Linked DNA regions of Homo sapiens: all the other regions are linked to region 1. Evidence: chromatin contacts called from ENCODE Hi-C or POLR2A ChIA-PET data. All regions are on one chromosome and are shown on one strand. The core of a region is the stretch at or near the end of the contact, and the rest is flanking DNA. Distances in the headings are between cores, read along the strand shown. Region 1 overlaps PHEX (phosphate regulating endopeptidase X-linked). Region 2 has its middle 160 kb from the start of PTCHD1. Region 3 has its middle 250 kb from the start of RPS6KA3. Region 4 holds the start of PRDX4 (peroxiredoxin 4).

Region 1 (3,023 bases), core at 161-2,660:
CTCTTGAGAACTCATTCACTATCACGAGAACAGCATGGGGGAAGAATGCCCCCATGATCTAATCACCTCCCATGACGTTCTTCCCTCAACACGTGGGGATTATGGGGATTACAATTTGAGAATTCTGCCACTGAACCACCCATGCGGGGATTAGAATTTGAGATGAGATTTGGGTGGAGACAGAGCCAAACCATAACAACAGGTTAAGTAATTTACCCATATTCACACAATTAGAGACCTATAAAGATACCTTCCAGAGTAGTATTGTCCGATAGAAATATAATGTGAGTCACAAATGCAAGTCACATGTGATTTTATGTTTTCTAGGAGCCACACTTTAAAAAGTAAACGTGTCAGCAGTTGGGATGATATATTTTATCTACCCCAATATATCCAAAATACTGTTATTTCTACATGTAATCAATGTAGAAAACTTACCCATGAGGCATTTTCTCTTTTTTCTTTCTTACTAAGTCTTTCAAATGTGGTGCATATCTTAAACTTGCAACCCTTCTCCATTTGGACCAGCCACATTGCAATACCCAGTAGCCTCGTGGGACTACTGAAAAGTACAATTCTAGAGTGGTGGTTCTCAACCCTTGCTGTGCAGTGGAATTACTAGGGAGCTTATAAAACACAGATGCCTGAGGCCCATTCTCAGAGATTCTCATGGAATTGATCTGGGGTGCTGCTTGGGTGTTAGGATTTTTGTTTGTTTGTTTGCTTGTTTTTTGAGACAGAGTCTTGCTCTGTTGCCCAGGCTGTAGTGCAGTGGTGTGATCTCGGCTCACTGCAACCTCTGCCTCCCAGGTTCAAGCGATTCTCGTCCCTCAACCTCCCGAGTAGCTGGGATTACAGGTGTGTGCCACCATGCCTGGCTAATTTTTGTATTTTTAGTAAAGACGGGGTTTCACCATGTTGGACAGGCTGGTCTCGAACCCCTGACCTCAAGTGATCCGCCTACCTTGGCCTCCTAAAGTGCTGGGATTACAGGCGTGAGCCACTGCACCTGGCTAGATGTGAGGATTTTTAACGACCTCCCTCCCGACCAGGCAGTGCCCAAACTAACTGAGTAGAAAACTGTAGCCTTTGTACATTAGAGAAGTTTCTGTGAGTTTTCTGAGATGAGAACCATTCAGAATGACTGCTCTGGCAGTATGCTTTGCTAGTTGACATTAATGAATGCCAAGCAATGCCCAACTAATTTATTAATTTCTCTCCATTTACATTTCCCAACATGTTGACCAAGTCTCCAGAATAATATAAGAAAAGAGATTTTCTTTCTCTTGCTGATTTACACATTGGTCTGGATACATACCAGTGAAAGTAAATTCAGACATAAAATTCTACTCTTTTAATTGAGGTCAAAGGTGTTGGTGTCAGCCTGGAATCTCTGAGCTGTGGAGAAGAGGAAGTTGGGGTTTGAAAGCTGCAGGTGGCTGCCAGAATGAGACAAGTCTAGTGGGGAATGCGTGGGAGGTGCTGGGTGAAGAAAGGAGGCAATTGTGTTTCGCCTGAGGTCTGAAGGCTGCATAGCCCGCTGTGTCTCAGGACGTTCACAAAGCTGCCCTCACCAGAAGCGTCGCGTCCACCTTCCCACTGGACCAAATTTTTGATTCTGCCCCTGAACCCTGGATATGAAACCCAATACTGAAGAATTAAAATGTCTCATCTCACCCGGAGGTTCAGTTGTCCTTAAAATGCTTTTGGATTCATTTGGAATAATTTCTATATTGGCTTCTTTCATTTAAATCCAAATATAGCTTCAGTATTTCTGACATATTTATTACTTTCCAGAATGGAAATACTAGTTCTTCTGAAGTGGTAGCTATTTAGTTATAGTCAATTTTGTTAGTTATGTTTATTTGACTTCAAATTAAGCCAGAGAATATGCAAACACTGCAGTGTCTTCCACAGCCTTACCAAAATGAATACCATATTTCATCAAATCAAAAATATTGTCAACTGTAAGATGCACCATTGTTTCACATGAGCTAAGAAAGAGTAAGCTATTACATGACGCTTTTTTATCACTTGGAATTTTATTTTGTGTTCATTGAAGTTCTTTTAGCCTGACTTAGACATAACTGTTTAAAAATATTTTAACTTTTATTATAGGTTTAGGGGTACCTATGCAGGTTTGTTACGTAGGTAAACTTGTGACTTGGGGGTTTGGTGTACAGATTATTTAGTCACTAGACACTAAGCATAGTACCTGATGTTTGTTTTTTTTCTGAACCTCTCCCCTCTTCCCACCCTCCACCCTCAAGTAGGCCCCAGTATCTGTTGTTCCCCTCTTTCTGTCCATGTGTTCTCTCATTATTTAGCTCGCATTTATAAGTGAGAGCATGCAGTATTTGGTTTTCTGTTCCTGCATTAGTTTGTTGAGAATAATGGCCTCCAGCTCCATCTATGTTCCTGCAAAGGATGATCTCATTCTTTTTTATGGCTGCATAGTATTCCGTGGTATGTGTACCACGTTTTCTTTATGTAGTTCCAGAAAGTTCTCAGGCGATGCCCATGCTGCTGGTTTGGGGACCACACATTCAATAGCTAGGCTTTAGTGTGTCTAAGGACATAGTATGTCACTGAAGAAATTCAGTACCTCTCCAGGGTACATGGATGTTTTAATTTTTCTTCCATTTGTATTATTATTTTGATGAAAATGTATATATTGCAAATTTGTTTGCCTTGCATTGGGTAAATGCAAAGGAAGAAAGCAGGAATTTTGTATGTCTGATCTTATGGTACAGGGAGAGAGATTTTTTTCCCCTTAATTTGTTTCATGAAAGATTTGTTCATTTCCTTTTCCTTTGCTTTCTTTATCCAACTTGGGAAACTTGAATTTATTAGGAAATCTGCATGTAATTGCAGATTAATAACCTACCCATTAATACCACATTAGTTCATCATGATTAATAGCATCTATGTGAATACTTAATGAATTTGTAATGATGGACTATTTGCTTTAAAGCGTCAAGAGAACATTCCATGTAAAAAGGCACTACCCGTAACAGGAAAAT
Region 2 (3,137 bases), core at 123-2,622, 1.4 Mb after region 1:
AATTTTAAAAAGGGAAAAAACTTATTTAAAAAATTGTATACATTCTCCATATAAACCTTACCAGTTTCTCACAAATATTTCTGTAATACTGCTCTTTAAAACTCAAAAAAGCCTACATGTCCTGCAACGTAGATTTTTTAAAAAGACCTTTATCTCAGAAATGTCATATGTTCTAGAAAAACCCCAAGACCTTAGAATTCATTTTTAAACTAAAATTTCAAAGATGCAGGAGGCTCCTAACCTCGTTTTCTCTTTGTATTTCCAAAGATCTGTCATGCCCTTTTAATACAATGCCTTCTTTATCCCCCAAAGAATTCCTGCTGCTTAACATCTCTGTGAAACCCCTATGGTGCTATGAAGTAGGGGAAATAAAATATGCTCCCCTTGGAGGAAAAGTGTGTGTCCATAAGAAGTAACTTACCTCTTGGAGGCAAAACACACCCATTTCACTCCCAGAAGAAGATTGTATGCTTTGTCCTGTCAAAATGTAGGACTGTGTATGGGGAAGGTGGAGAGGGAGATAAAATTTGAGAAGTTAATGAATCAGGAGGCATGGAATATTAGAAAAAGCACCGGGACTGGAGCCAGCTCCACCATGTATTAGCTGCATAGTCTTGGACAAGCTGTTTTAGTGTCTCTACATTTCAGAGAAGTTGTAATAGGTTTATATCAGTGGTCTTTAATCCTGACTGCACCTTAGAATTCCTGGAGATCTTTTTAAAACTTCTAATGCCTGGGCCCTACCCCATTCAAAAATCCCTGGGATACATCTGAAGCAAGGACCATCCTTAATGCTCCTCAGGTGATTCTAAGCTGCAGCCAGGGTGGTGACCCACTGGTTTTGTAACTGTCCAGTGGATTCATTTTGCCCACTGCCCAAATAGAGCTGATTTATCAAGACACAGGAATTGCAATAGAGAAAGAATTTAATTCATGCAGAGCCGACTGAATGGGAGACCAGAGTTTTATTATTACTCAAATCAGTTTCCTAATCTCAGATACTAGGGTTTTTCAAGCATAGTTTGACGGTAGGGGGCAAGGGAGTGGTGAGTTCTGACTGGTTGGGTCAGAGATTATATCACAGGAAGTCCTCTTGAGCTGAGTCAGTTCCTGGATGGGGGCCACAGGAACAGCTGGCAGGCCCAGGTGGAGCCATCGGTGGTCAGAAATGGAAAAACCTGAAAAGATATCTCAAAAGGCCAGTCTTAGGTTCTACAATAGTGATATTATCTGCAGGAGTAATTGGGGAAGTTGCAAATCTTGTGGCTAATTTGTTAGTCTTACAAAGGCAATCTGGTCCCCAGGCAAGAAGGGAGTTTGTTTTGCGAAAGGGCTGTTATCATCAAAGTTAAACTATAAACTACATTCCTCTCAAAGTTAGTTTGGCCTGTGCCCAGGAATGAACAAGGGCAGCTTGAAGGTTAGAAGCAGGATGGAATTGGTTAGATCAGACCTATGAACTATCATAACTTTCTCACTGTTATTATTTTTGCAAAAGTGGTTTCAGTCTAGATCTTGAAGGTCCCCTCCAGCTTATCATTCTACTTGGATATACCTGTAGGAAACTGTGGTAGCTATAATTTTTGCCTTCCTAACATGCTTCTTCCATAGCTTCTTCCAGTCATAACCACCTTCTGTTGGAAAACATGTTCTATGTAGTTCTGTGGGGTTAATGCCTCCCTCATCTGACATTCAGCACTATTCCAGTTTTATTATACTAACTACAATATATACTGTAGCAGGACAAGCCGCAGACAAAACTCCTCAGATATCGAGTTAAAGAAGGAAGAGGTTTATTTGGCCGGGAGCATCGGCAAGACTCCTCTATCAAGAGCTGAGATCTTCGAGTGAGCAATTCCCGTCCCTTTTAAGGGCTAACAACTCTAAGGGGGTCCACGTGAGAGGGTCGTGATCCATTGAGCAAGCAGCGAGTACATGACAGGGGCTGCATGCACCGGTGGTCAGAGTGAAACAGAACAGACCGGGAAGTTTCACAATGTCTTTCTACAATCTATAGATAAAATCAGTTGCTAGGTCAGGGGTCAAATTTTAACTACCAGGCTCAGGTCAGGCAGGCCCAGGCCTGGTTTCGGGCCTGGTTCCTTGGTTTCGGGTCTGGTTCCCAGGCGCCAGACTACCTGCCTTTTAGTTTTGCTTCTCTTTCCTTTTCTGAGTATAAAACAATATAAAACAACATGAGAGGGTCTGTCTCTCTTCTCTCAATACCATAAAGAACAATCAAGCAATAGTTATAGCTGTACCCAATGAACACTAAAAATCTTAAGAGTTCACAGCCTGAAGGACCCAAATAAAACAACCTAAGATCATAGTTTTTTGTTTGATTTTTTTCTGAATTGGGCAAGAAACATATAAAGATATATTCAGTGATCAAATCCCTAAGATTCTATAAAGCTCTATTTATGACAATTGCCTGCTCCACAAAACCCCTAAACTTTTTTCTGTTAAAGAACATTTACAGAGTGGGCATTCAAACCCAGAAAATCTGAATCCAGAACCTCTACTCTGAACTACAAGCCCATATCATCCCAGAATAATGGGATATGCTATTTATTTGCCTTGGGATTAATAGAGGGTAAATAACCCTTTCAGAATCATTACTGGTGATATAAAAAATTTAGCTATGCTCCTCAATTTAAAATATTGCATTACATTTTAAATTACTGTATTTAAAAACAAAATGTTACCATCTGGATATTCCTTTAACTTCTACAAGTAGGGAAAACTCATATTTAAGTCATTTGTCCTCAGGCCACTTTTGTCTTAAAGGTCTAATCTATCTCGGCTGGGTGCGGTGGCTCACGCCTGTAATCCCAGCACTTTGGGAGGCCAAGGTGGGGGGATCACCTGAGGTCGGGAGTTCGAGACCAGCCTGACCAACATGGAGAAACCTCGTCTCTACTAAAAATACACAATTAGCCAGGCATGGTGGTGCATGCCTGTAATCCCAGCTACTCGGGAGGCTGAGGCAGAAAAATCGCTTGAACCCAGGGGGTGGAGGTTGCAGTGAGCCGAGATGGCGCCATTGCACTCCAGCCTGGGCAACAAGAGCGAAACTCCGTCTCAAAAAAAAAAAAAAGAAAAAAAAAGTTCTAATCTATCTGCCATAAATTTACCCT
Region 3 (3,063 bases), core at 168-2,667, 1.5 Mb before region 1:
ATGGTCCTGGTTCTTGATATTGCAGACAGAGAATTACAGAACAAAGAGCACCCAAGACACCATAGCTGAAAGTCCCAACTAGGTGATAAACCCCACCTGGTGCTAAAAACCATCCAAACAAGCACTCAAACTAATATACAGGTCCTCTGATAATGATTCCAGTTGTTGCCTCAGATCCCAGCTTGAAATTCCACCTTTCATCTTCCTTTCCCCTTGATCTCCTCATTATCATACTCTAGTCCATCCTACCTCTGCCCAGTGGCCCTGTTCTCTACAGTGATCTCCCTTTCTGCCTATTTTAATGGTGAACACCCCCAAGTTCTACTGCTAGCTCATCATCTGACTCTATACCAGGCCAACCTCTCTCTAACATCTATTCATATTGAGAGGCTCTTGGCTGATGAGAATTTGCCATTCCTCCTTGGGTCATACACCTAGGTTAAACCAGTCACCTTCATAGAAAATTGAGACAAGAGGAACATCCTGAACCTCTACTGAATCAGGCAAGAGAGAGTGCTTGCTATACTGGATTCAGGATTCAAATAAAGATCAAGATATTACAATACCTGGCTTTAAGAAACTGAACTCTGAAAAGAGAAAGTTTTTACAGCCTCTAGTTTGAATGGTCTTTGCAGTCATGGTTCAAGTTTTTCAGTTTCTAAAGGCCATGTACAAATGTCTGGGACTTTCGGGACTTCTTCATATTCCATCCCCTGTACCAGCACCCAGTAGAGCATCCAGCCCACAACAGGTAGTTGGTAAATTATTTTTTTGATGCAACATAAATAATCTATCCTTGAGAAAATAGTTGTATAATATCTTTTCCGTTATAGAAACTAGACCAGCCATGAATTATATGTATTTACAGATCACTGGCCCAGAAAAGCTCAGGTCAATAACTTGTTGCAGTATTATGAGAGTTAACTACTGCTGCATCACAAACCACCTCAAATGTTGGTGGTTTAAAACAGCAATGACTTATTATTGCTCACAAGTCTATGGTTGGCTGGGATGGGCTGATCTAGGCTGGGCTCTGCTGGGGAGGCTCAGCTTCATGGGTTGCACCCCAGGCATGTTCCTAGAAGATGGCAGAGCCACAGGATGGCAAGAAGAAGCAGGCAAACTTCACACTGGCACCCTGACACTTTTGACCACATTCGTTTGACCAAAGGAAGTGACACAACTTAGCTCAAAGACAAGGAGTGGCAAAATACACTCTGCCTTTATGGAGGAAACTCCAAAGTCACATAACAAAGGGTGTAATACAGGGAGGGGTGAAAAATTCAAGCTGATCATGCACTTTATCACAAATACAATTTCTGAGAATGTGGGCAATTTGATTATAGAGGAGGGCTTTGTTGATGTTAAAATAATGAGCTCTGGATGACATTGGTTGCAAGGTACTCACTTCCTCCAAATGCTTACTCATTTGGTTCTTACTACTTCTAGGAGGGTCACAGTGGTTGAAACTAAAATTAGCTGTGTTCAAGTAAATGTGACTCATAAGAGAGCAATGAGGAAGCTGGTTTCATATGGCATTCCCTCCCTTCCCACCCTCACACACTAGGTAATACAAAAGAAAGTAGCTTACTTGTCCAGAGATGGGTTTATCTTGAAATCCCTAACTTCATGCAAGTTCCAACCAGTAAATTAACTGCAGTGGCTTTTCTATAGATAATTTGTTTAATCAGAAACCCAGGATAATAAAAATCTTTGAAGTATTTTTAATGATCTTTTCCTAGTTGAACTAAGTCAGTGTCCCTCATGGTCACCCAAATTAACAATACAAGTTTATGTTTCTTGGTATTGAATCTACAATTCTGATATACAAGAATCTTTACTGAAGCACGCAACAAAATGCAGAGAAAGCTCTCTCCACAGAGTTTTTGTGGTTGGTATTTTCAATTTCATAAGAAGATAAAATGTGAAGCAAACTCTAATTAAAGTATCTTCAGAAACATATTGTTTTGGCTTTGGCAATTATATAGCTACCTTGCTTCTGATGGCAATTAGAATTTTATATATACCAAAAAAAAAAAAAAACAATTTTCTCCCAGTGCTCTAATTTGAAAGCTCTGTGCTCCATGTGAAACAAGCAAAAGGTGGTCTATGTTGATTAATTAGGGGTTAGGATATTCAGAAATACTACAAAGAAAATTATCAGGGTGACTTTTCTGTAAGAAGCAAGTTTATAAACCTCTTGCCTAATTTGTACACACAACAGAAAAAGCACTTTAGCTCCACTGTACCCGTGTTCTTCCCTTGAGAAGGATGCTTCTGCAATAGCACGCAAATTTCAGGTAATAGTAAAAGATCATCAGAATCATCCTTTAGCAGAAAAACAAGCCAAAATACCCACCCACTCAGTTTCTCCCAGAGCGCTTTACTTCAGGAAGATAAACATGACTGCAATAAGAAATTGATGCAATAAAGAACGTACTTATGTTACATTTACAGCCATATCCAGGGAGACAGCTAATGGCACTCTAAAAATGGTCATTTTGTCAGAGCTTTAGTGTCGATTATTGATTACACACAGGAAACAGTGGCTTCAAATACCCAGTGACAGCACAAACAGCACCTGGTTAGGTCCTGTGCACGAACATGGTACACAGATGACATTTGGTACACAGATATACTTGGTTTATTTGATTAAAACTCCTGGTATCAGCAGGGAGAATTGTAACTAATCAGCTCTTTATTTTTTTAGTTCAATATCTAAAAATCGATTTCCATGAGTGTATCCATAAGGGATGAAGAAAACACTGATCAAAATTCACAAGAGGTCTTATACAGCCTGGTGGAGATACAGAAAGAATGCTGGGCTGAGTCAGAGCACAGCTGGTAACAATAGCTAGCATTTAATTAATACATCTCATGGTGCCTGGTACTGTGCCAGGTGTTCTGTGAGCATTAATCTATTTCATCCTTTGAACAGCCCTATAATGTGGATGCTGTTGTCATCCCCATCTTGCAGATGGGGCTGAGAGAGATGTTTAGAAATTGGTTCAGTCTCACAGCTAGCAGATGGCAATACCAGCATCCACCTTCAGACCCAACCCT
Region 4 (2,797 bases), core at 15-2,514, 1.6 Mb after region 1:
TTTGTGGAAGAAATAGGTGTGAAGGATGAGAAGGCCTACAACAGTGCTGAGGGCGCGAGGCCAGTCACCTGCGAAGTTTTGTGTACAAGATGGGCCCAGAAGGATGAACAGGGTCTAAAACAGTGCTGAGGGTGGGAGTGCAGAAGATCGGTCACAAGTGACGACACAAGGTGGTCTTAGTCCAGTTGGTGGACGCTCGGTGGCCTGGGCCTGCCCCCAGTGCGCAGACGCACACGGCAGGTTGCAGCGGCAAGCGGGGCGGTGCCCACGGCGGGGAGATGGGTGGGGAGGGCAGGGAAAAGGCCAGGGGTTGGGTGATGGGGTAATTGTCAGAAAAAGGAACAACACTGCTGGGAGAGTTTTCTGGTAACTTTTCAAGTCTTCATTTAAATTAAAAAAAAAAAAAGCTGTCTTTGAAACAATAGATTAGGTCACTAAAAACTGCCTGTACGCCCTTGCATGCTGGAGGAAAGTAAATGGTTAGACCTACCCTCCCTAAGTTTTTCCAGGACTTAAAAGAGCTGCAAGTAGTGCAGATCATGGCCCCGTTCACACAAATCACTTCAAGAAAAAAAATTAGTAAATGTCTATTAGATCTTGAAACTTATTCCTGTCTATCTGGAACTTGGTAACCTCTGACCAACAACTAACTCCCCATTCCTTCCCTCTCGCCTCGCCTTCCCTACTTCCCAACCTCTGGTAAGCAGCAGGGTAAATACAGTCAATAATAATGTATATTTCAAAATGAATAAGAGTAAATTTGAAATGTCTCACCATAAAAGTCATAGGTAAACAAGGCGATGGATAAGTTAATGTGATGTAATCATCCCACATTGGATACATATTTCAAAAAATCACATTGCATCCCACGAATGTATACAATTATGATTTGTCAAGTAAATATAATTTTTAAAAACGTTAAGTGACTTTTTAAAAAGCTTATTAGAAGTATAAAATGCAAGCCATTCACAAGCATATAGGTTAGATTCCGCTTGTGAGGGGCTTGTGTGCAGTGGTGAGGCTTTGTGGAAGAGATGGACGTGGAAAGATGTCTAAAACAGCGCGGAGGTCAGGAGACCTTGTCGCTGCCTTCACAGAGTTGGGCAACGCTCCCGGTCCTGGTCAGCCGCGGGACGCAGGCGCAAATGCAGGCTTGGGATGGGGGAGGTGCGGCCGGCGCCCACGTGGCGGGGCGGGGAGCAGATAGGGGGGGTAGGGGGAGGAGCTGGTCTCGCGAGGCCGCGCCCCGGTTCGCGCGGGCGTCGTGCACGCGGTTGTAGCTGCCCGGCGGCGGCAGAAGCGGCGCTCGCGCCAAGGGACGTGTTTCTGCGCTCGCGTGGTCATGGAGGCGCTGCCGCTGCTAGCCGCGACAACTCCGGACCACGGCCGCCACCGAAGGCTGCTTCTGCTGCCGCTACTGCTGTTCCTGCTGCCGGCTGGAGCTGTGCAGGGCTGGGAGACAGAGGAGAGGCCCCGGACTCGCGAAGAGGAGTGCCACTTCTACGCGGGTGGACAAGTGTACCCGGGAGAGGCATCCCGGGTATCGGTCGCCGACCACTCCCTGCACCTAAGCAAAGCGAAGAGTAGGTGGTGTCCCGCCAAAGGGTGGGAGGGGAGATTCCGGAGACACGTGTACCCCGGTTACACCCCCGGAATCTGGGCTTGGGCGGCACCCCCTGGGCTGCCTCCGGGCCCTGGGCGGGCCTGGTTCTCACCTAGGAGGGCGGGGAGGGGAATAAAGGGGAGTTCTAGCTGTGAAGAAAGGTATGGTTTCCACTGATCAGATTTTAGAAGAGGTAGTGGTTACCCCAAAAGCCGCAGCTGAGGGAAAGTGGGTGGCCCTAGTCCCGAGTTTGCATCGAGGATGTTGGGCAAACTGAAACAGTTCCTGAAACATCTCAAAGTGCCTTCAGCACATCCTGTCTTTTTCAGGTACTATTTCAGCGAAGGAAGACATTGATAGGTTGAATAATGATTCACAAAAAGTTTGATTAAACAGAAAAGTTGCTAAACACAGTGCTCGGGAGGTCAAACATTTCATTTTTCTTTCTTCCTTTTTGTTTGCATCTTACAAAGATTATTACTGAAAGCCACCTTCCCCAAAGCCTGTGTAGTTAATGGATATTCCTTATGTTTCTCAGACATGAAGAACCTATTACAGAGTGTACTTTTGAGGGAAATGGGGGAAAAGGTTAGAAGTATGCATTTGGGTTGATGATAAACCTCGTGGCAAATTTGTGTCCTGCCAATTTGGTTTTTGATTATTTGCATTTCTGTCCAGTGTACAAAGCTAATGGCCACTTTCAGGAATGACACGTCAGACGAAGTAGATACTGTGAAAGTTGTAGCCTGCTACATCTGGATGTTAAAATTAACCAAAAGTGAACAGTGGCTATAGATAAAGGCTGTCTCTTGCTTGCTATTCAGTAACCTGCTTTTCCTGCAGATCATTTGACATTCTGTAGGTGTGTAGTTGGTTTTTATGGTTCAGTTACAGCATGTTCCATGCCAGTATTCAGTGAAAAAAGTAATGCTTCAAATTCTGAATCCCTAGAGTTAAATGGAATGTTGTTATGACTTAGGATGGGTTGGTTGGGAGTGATAAATGAGAAAAACTGTTTTGTCCTCTTAAACATTTACAGTTCTTACTTGCTGAAAGTAAGTACTTTCAGTTAACCACTTTGGGACTTTTTTTTTTTTTTTATTTGAGATGAAGTCTTGCTCTGTCACCCAGGCACCCAGGCTGGAGTGCGGTCGCGCGATCTCGGCTCACTGCAACCTCCGCCGCCCGGGTTCA

The links. A loop is a pair of places that touch in the nucleus more often than their neighbours do. ChIA-PET counts read pairs that join two places held with the same protein, here RNA polymerase II (POLR2A). Pooled maps may share reads with other maps.
Region 2: a loop to region 1 is called in a pooled map, with 7 times the contacts of the local background. The contact joins two enhancer-like sites. A Hi-C loop is called at or near these places in 3 of 50 pooled maps. POLR2A ChIA-PET finds 5 or more read pairs at or near these places in 2 of 52 experiments (PC-9 and RWPE1).
Region 3: a pooled map shows a loop between it and region 1 (11-fold over the local background). The contact joins two enhancer-like sites. A Hi-C loop is called at or near these places in 3 of 37 single-sample maps with no recorded cell type and 5 of 50 pooled maps.
Region 4: a loop to region 1 is called in a map with no recorded cell type, with 8 times the contacts of the local background. The contact joins the promoter of PRDX4 here to the enhancer-like site in region 1. A Hi-C loop is called at or near these places in 5 of 37 single-sample maps with no recorded cell type and 11 of 50 pooled maps. POLR2A ChIA-PET finds 5 or more read pairs at or near these places in 1 of 52 experiments (PC-3).

What each region holds. Positions count from the first base shown.
Region 1 is chrX:22,062,046-22,065,068 of GRCh38, forward strand. The region is part of intron 3 of PHEX (phosphate regulating endopeptidase X-linked); the gene reads left to right. Among named protein-coding and RNA genes, the nearest start is that of PHEX, 31 kb to the left of the region's middle. Within about 2 kb of position 1,411, at least 3 of the 41 ENCODE cell types and tissues checked have a DNase peak (open chromatin) inside an H3K27ac peak, as active enhancers do.
Region 2 is chrX:23,492,944-23,496,080 of GRCh38, forward strand. No RefSeq gene overlaps it. Among named protein-coding and RNA genes, the nearest start is that of PTCHD1, 160 kb to the left of the region's middle. Within about 2 kb of position 1,373, at least 2 of the 41 ENCODE cell types and tissues checked have a DNase peak (open chromatin) inside an H3K27ac peak, as active enhancers do.
Region 3 is chrX:20,514,899-20,517,961 of GRCh38, forward strand. No RefSeq gene overlaps it. Among named protein-coding and RNA genes, the nearest start is that of RPS6KA3, 250 kb to the left of the region's middle. RefSeq lists an enhancer at 1-237 and a silencer at 1,455-1,604. Within about 2 kb of position 1,418, at least 6 of the 41 ENCODE cell types and tissues checked have a DNase peak (open chromatin) inside an H3K27ac peak, as active enhancers do.
Region 4 is chrX:23,666,229-23,669,025 of GRCh38, forward strand. It overlaps PRDX4 (peroxiredoxin 4), which reads left to right and starts at 1,265. Exons shown (of 7, transcript NM_006406.2): 1 at 1,265-1,583. The coding sequence starts at 1,343. RefSeq lists an enhancer at 1,024-1,318 and silencers at 1,068-1,247, 1,598-1,727.